Linked DNA regions of Homo sapiens: region 1 is linked to region 2. Evidence: read pairs that join two places in POLR2A ChIA-PET (ENCODE). Cell type or tissue: OCI-LY7. All regions are shown on one strand. Region 1 overlaps PDE11A (phosphodiesterase 11A). Region 2 has its middle 7.2 kb from the start of IFT70B.

Evidence for each region. Peaks named below come from ENCODE experiments on the same cell type or tissue, not always from the same donor. Only the 100,000 strongest peaks of a DNase experiment are listed, where the experiment ranks them.
Region 1: POLR2A ChIA-PET joins it to region 2 with 8 read pairs; 2 of 35 experiments call an interaction of 5 or more read pairs at or near these places.

What each region holds. Positions count from the first base shown.
Region 1 is chr2:177,633,747-177,636,246 of GRCh38, reverse strand. The region is part of intron 19 of PDE11A (phosphodiesterase 11A); the gene reads left to right. Among named protein-coding and RNA genes, the nearest start is that of IFT70A, 16 kb to the right of the region's middle. RefSeq lists an enhancer at 1,019-1,098. In OCI-LY7, no CTCF peak of the experiment used is centred here; DNase peaks (open chromatin) are centred at 1,216 and 1,766; H3K4me3 peaks cover 1,697 bases; H3K27ac peaks cover 2,024 bases.
Region 2 is chr2:177,544,376-177,546,875 of GRCh38, reverse strand. No RefSeq gene overlaps it. Among named protein-coding and RNA genes, the nearest start is that of IFT70B, 7.2 kb to the left of the region's middle. In OCI-LY7, no CTCF peak of the experiment used is centred here; a DNase peak (open chromatin) is centred at 1,545.

The DNA of each region.
Region 1 (2,500 bases), 89 kb before region 2:
TAGATTTGTGTATCCTTCTTAGCTCTACCCACCCTCACACTATCTTTCCAAGGCCTTAATCTAAACAGTAGCTATGGTTTCTGTTCCCTCTCTTTTGTTAGTATGGCTATTATAAAAATCCTGCTATATATCTTAAGTAAAATTATATTTGTTGATTCAGTAATATCTACCAAAACGCAAATACACATTCCCTTTCACCCAGCAATACCCATTCTAGAATTTGACTCTCTGATAAACTTCACACCTATGGAGAGGCTATGTACAGGGATATCCATTACAGCATTATTTGTAATGGCCAAATATAAACAATGTTTGGGTTCCATCAAAAAGGAACTGGTTAAACAAATTTTGACAGCAGTGGAATACTAGATAGCCATAAAAAATGAGGAAATCTAATTTTGTAGTGATATGAGTTTTTCCCAAGATATATTAAGAATAAAAGGCAAAGTGCAGATCCCTCTGTATGGTGTACTACCATTTGTAAAAAGGGGCAAATATATTTATGTTCTTACACATTCAGAAAATTTTTCTTGATTATCTACTCAAGACACTGAAAACATCTGTTGCCTCTAGGGGAGGAAACTGAGTGTCTGGGAAATAGTAGAACGGAGATTTTATATTGCACCTTTGTACCGTTTTGTATCCATGGAACTATGTGAATGTGTTCCTTATTCAAAACATAAATAAAATACGGAATAAACTGTATATGCTGGTCACAAGAGAACTCAACAGTGGAGTGTGAATGAAATCAGGAAATAAGTGGGGTCCCTTGGCCACCTAGATGACCAGATGCCCAGGCTGTGTCCCATAGTGGGGCAAGTATCCGAGGTCCTGTCTGCGATGGGCCAGGAGGGAACTGGAAGGAACATGGGGCCCCAGTGATGTCAAAAAGGTTGCCCCAAGGGAGAAGCACTGCATCCCAAATAGGGTTTTTAGGTCAGCATCAACTCTAACCTACACTTGAAACAAAACCTGAGTTATCAGTCCTACACTACTAAAGAAAATTCTGGTTTAAAGAAAGAGCACCCTAAGGATTAGAACCATTAGGTAGAAGTTACAGGGGTATAGATTTCAGTCCAACATAAAGGAACAACATTTTAAAAACAGAACAATCAAAAACTAAATGGACTCCCCTGGGAGGTTGTGCACGCACTGCCTCTGAAAGGGTTTCAACGGTAGCTGTGTGGTCACGCAGCAGGGATGCCACAGAGGAGAGTCAGGTGTCTTGAGGCTGATGCAGCCGCATACATAACCTTTAGAGTTCCTCCGTGTGTATATGGAGAGTGATCAGATGGGTGCTAAGTTTCCCCCCTTCTCTTTCACTGAGGAGCAAGTCAAACTAGACAATAGCATTCTCACAGAACCCATCCCGTATCACTTGATAAGAAACTTTTAAATACTAGAAGCAATTCTCTTGCTGATGACTCACTACACATAATCACCATAAGCCTTGGAATTTAGGTTCGTGGATAAACCCTTGCTTTACTAGTATTTTAATAGTTCCATATTCTCTCAGCTAACTGCATTTCTGTAACAAATTAAGAGTGTAAGAATAAGTCGGCCGGGCGCGGTGGCTCACGCCTGTAATCCCAGCACTTTGGGAGGCGGAGGCGGGGGGATCACGAGGTCAGGAGACGGAGACCACCCTGGCTAACACGGTGAAACCCCGTCCCTACTAAAAATACAAAAAAATTAGCCAGGCGTGGTGGCGGGCGCCTGTAGTCCGAGCTGCTCGGGAAGCTGAGCAAGAGAATCGCTTGAACCAGGGAGGCGGAGCTTGGAGTGAGCCGAGATCGCCCCACTGCACTCCAGCCTGGGCGTCAGAGCGAGACTCCTTCTCACAAAAAAAAAAAAAAGAGAGAGAGAAAAAGTAAGTTTTCAAGATAGGAGTTTTGTTACCTTTGCCTAGAACCAGCACCTGGCCACAGGAAAACGATATTCTAGTATGGCAATTCTGTGTTTCAGGAGAATATAAAACAAAGAGAAAGGAATTCTGAGAAATATGTATTCCTCCTCCCTCCCCAATTTCTTTATTCCATACAAAGGAAGCAAGAAGGAGAACAAAGAGCAAGGATAAAGGGAAGAAAGCTGTTTGGGGCTATGCCAAATAAACTTAAATGGCTTAAGGAATAAATTGGTGGAATGATTCGAATCATGGGCAGGTGCTATGAATGTAATTTAGTAAATGCTTGGGTACCTGCCAGGGAAGAAAAAAATGTGTTGCTTTTAAGATCATTTCCCAGCAGCTTCATAAAAGAAAACTGATTACAGGAATTTAATAAGTAAAACAGAGCCAGAAATATTGTAATCAAATGAGTTTTTAATTACATATCAAGCAGAAAAAAATTCTAATTTATGCTCCTGGGATTAAAAAAAATAAGTTCTGGAGAAATGCTTTTGTAGCAGGAAAATAACATAAACACTAATTTCCATAGGAATTATAGTAGTCAGTTTAATTAAAAGGCTTGATCAGAGTAAAGAGGAGCTGGTGCCAAGCTAT
Region 2 (2,500 bases):
TGCAAATTTATTAACTCCATCAGATATTTCCTTTTATGAGTTTCACATTAAACCCACAAAATCAGTGCAGGATACTGTGGGTTAAACATTTACACAGCAAGACAATATCTGAGAAAAAACCTTTCTGGCATTCTATGGCATGTGGTCACAAAGAGAGCAGCTTCTACTCTGTAGGAGAAAGAGACTCCATCTTCTTACTTGTTGTTGGGAAAAGCTGAGTGTTGGGAGAAGCTGAGGCAGGGTTTGCATTTCTGACATAATGTAAAAAGAGTCCTGGAACATGTCCGGGGGCCAGGGTCTAAAACCCCTCGTGGCCTTTGGAACACTGAATTCTGTGCTAAAGGGTGGAAGACTACCCTGACGCACCATCATCTAAGCCCAGGGCATAAAACCCCTCGTAGATTGGAAAGAATCCAGGGCTCAGGGCATAAAATCCCTCATGGCCTCTGGAATGTGTCTAGACTTGCTGGCTCCTTGCTTCTAGCCCTCCCAGGCTCCTAGATCAATTGTGTCTTAGAATTGGCCATATAAATGTTAAACCGTCACAGCTGTAAATCATGTGCTTAATGCAACGCTCCCTTTCAACCCCACATTCTCACCATCTGTTTCTTTGTTTGATCACCAATAAACAGTCTGGGCTTCCAGAGCTCGGGGCCTTTGCAGCCGCCATACTCGCGTTGGCCCCCAGACCCACTTTATCTCTCAAACTGTCTTTTCTCATTCCTTTGATTCTACTGGACTTCATCACCCCGATGACCTGGTGTTGGGTCTGATCACCCCAACACTTGTGCCCTTCTGTAGAGGACAACAACTAATAATCTACTTTAAAAATACATTCTGTGTACATCATAGTCATCCAGCACAAGTAGCCTACAGCAGTGAAGCAGCCAGCACACAGGTACTGGAGTTAGTCACCTGGCTCCACAGCCCTGCAATGCCACTTCCCAGCTACTAATGGTGGGTGCTTCTTAACCTAACCAAACTTCAGTTTTTTTCACCAGTAAAAAGGGGATGATACCACTTACTTCACAGGGTTGTTGTGATAACAATGCTACCTTCTTGCCTGTCTGGCAAAAAAGGATGAATTAAAAAATTAATTATATAATAATCAATTCTAGGGTAGTGTTCAGCAAAAAAACACAGACTCATTAGAATCACTGAGACAGAGTTGAAAGGGACCTCAGAGTTTTTCACTATATAAAAGAAGAAATGAATAGGGAAAGTGACTTGAAGTTCATTGAGAAAAATGAATCACACCCAAAATGTCCAAAATAGAACCTTATCCACTGCTTCTTGTATTTAGAATCCTATCTTCTAAGTTACTTTACAGTGGTAAAATTCTGCCATTTTCAAAGAAGAGCAGCTTCATCTATCTAATGTTAGCACAATGAGGTACAAAGGACATGGCAAAACTATGCAAGGGTGGATTTCAGAGCTTGTCCATCAGGCAATACCAGGCCCAATCAACAGACCACATCAGAAAATGCAGTAGAAAATGGATTTGAGTCTTTCAAAAAGAGAGACACGCCCCTGAGGCCAAACATAGGCAAAAGGAAATGTGATGGCCGGAAAGTTTCATTTCTTTTTCTTATAGGGTAGCACAGGAAACTGTAGTAGTAGCTTTATCAGGATTTCACTGTGGCAGCAGAAAATGTTAAGTAAACATGATTACTTGTTTATCTGACATAAATGCTGATTAACTGAATAAAAAGCGTATTTGTGGCCAAAATGTAAAAATATAAGTTGGACAACTGTATGTCAAGTGAAAGTGTAGATGTCTGAATCCTGAATGTTCTTTCATGGATGAAATGTCAGAATCATGGGTCAGGTAGGCCCTTGTAATGTACCAATTATCTGTCATTACTTGGATGAAAATCCAGACAGTATTTGTCTCAATTTTACTGATGACCTGAAGCTTGACGGCACAGAAAATATTCTGGGCAAGAATCTAGATCCTAACATTTTGAAAATATGGAACTAACTCCAGTAAGATACAAATTTTAGTAAAGCTAAATATAAGTAATGGGGCTTTAAAAAAATTAGCCTCCAAGGAGATGCGGCCAAAATGTCACATGGAAAAGACAATCTTTGGTAAATGGCATATATTCAGTATGAGTTGACAGAGCAATGCCCACCAAAAATGCTTTTTTATTAGTGACTACACTAGAGGAAGCATTGGTACTACTCTGGAAGATTTGTTTTCAGGCCTAGACACCTCACTGTAAAAATGTAAAATGGGCACATGTGAGGAAGATTAGGAAGGTGAAAGTCTAGAAATGACAGGAGCAAAAGTTGATAGGAGAAGGTGTTGAGGAACATGAGACCTGACTTTAAATACCTCAAGAGCAGCCCTTCAACAGAGCAATTGGACAATTCTTTATGACTAAAGGTGGCAGAAGTTGTATAAGGGATAGAAGAGGAACACAGATTTCAGTCTAATAATAATTTAAAAACCTCCTAATACTTGAAGATTACAGAAGTTGGAAAAGGCTTCCTGGAA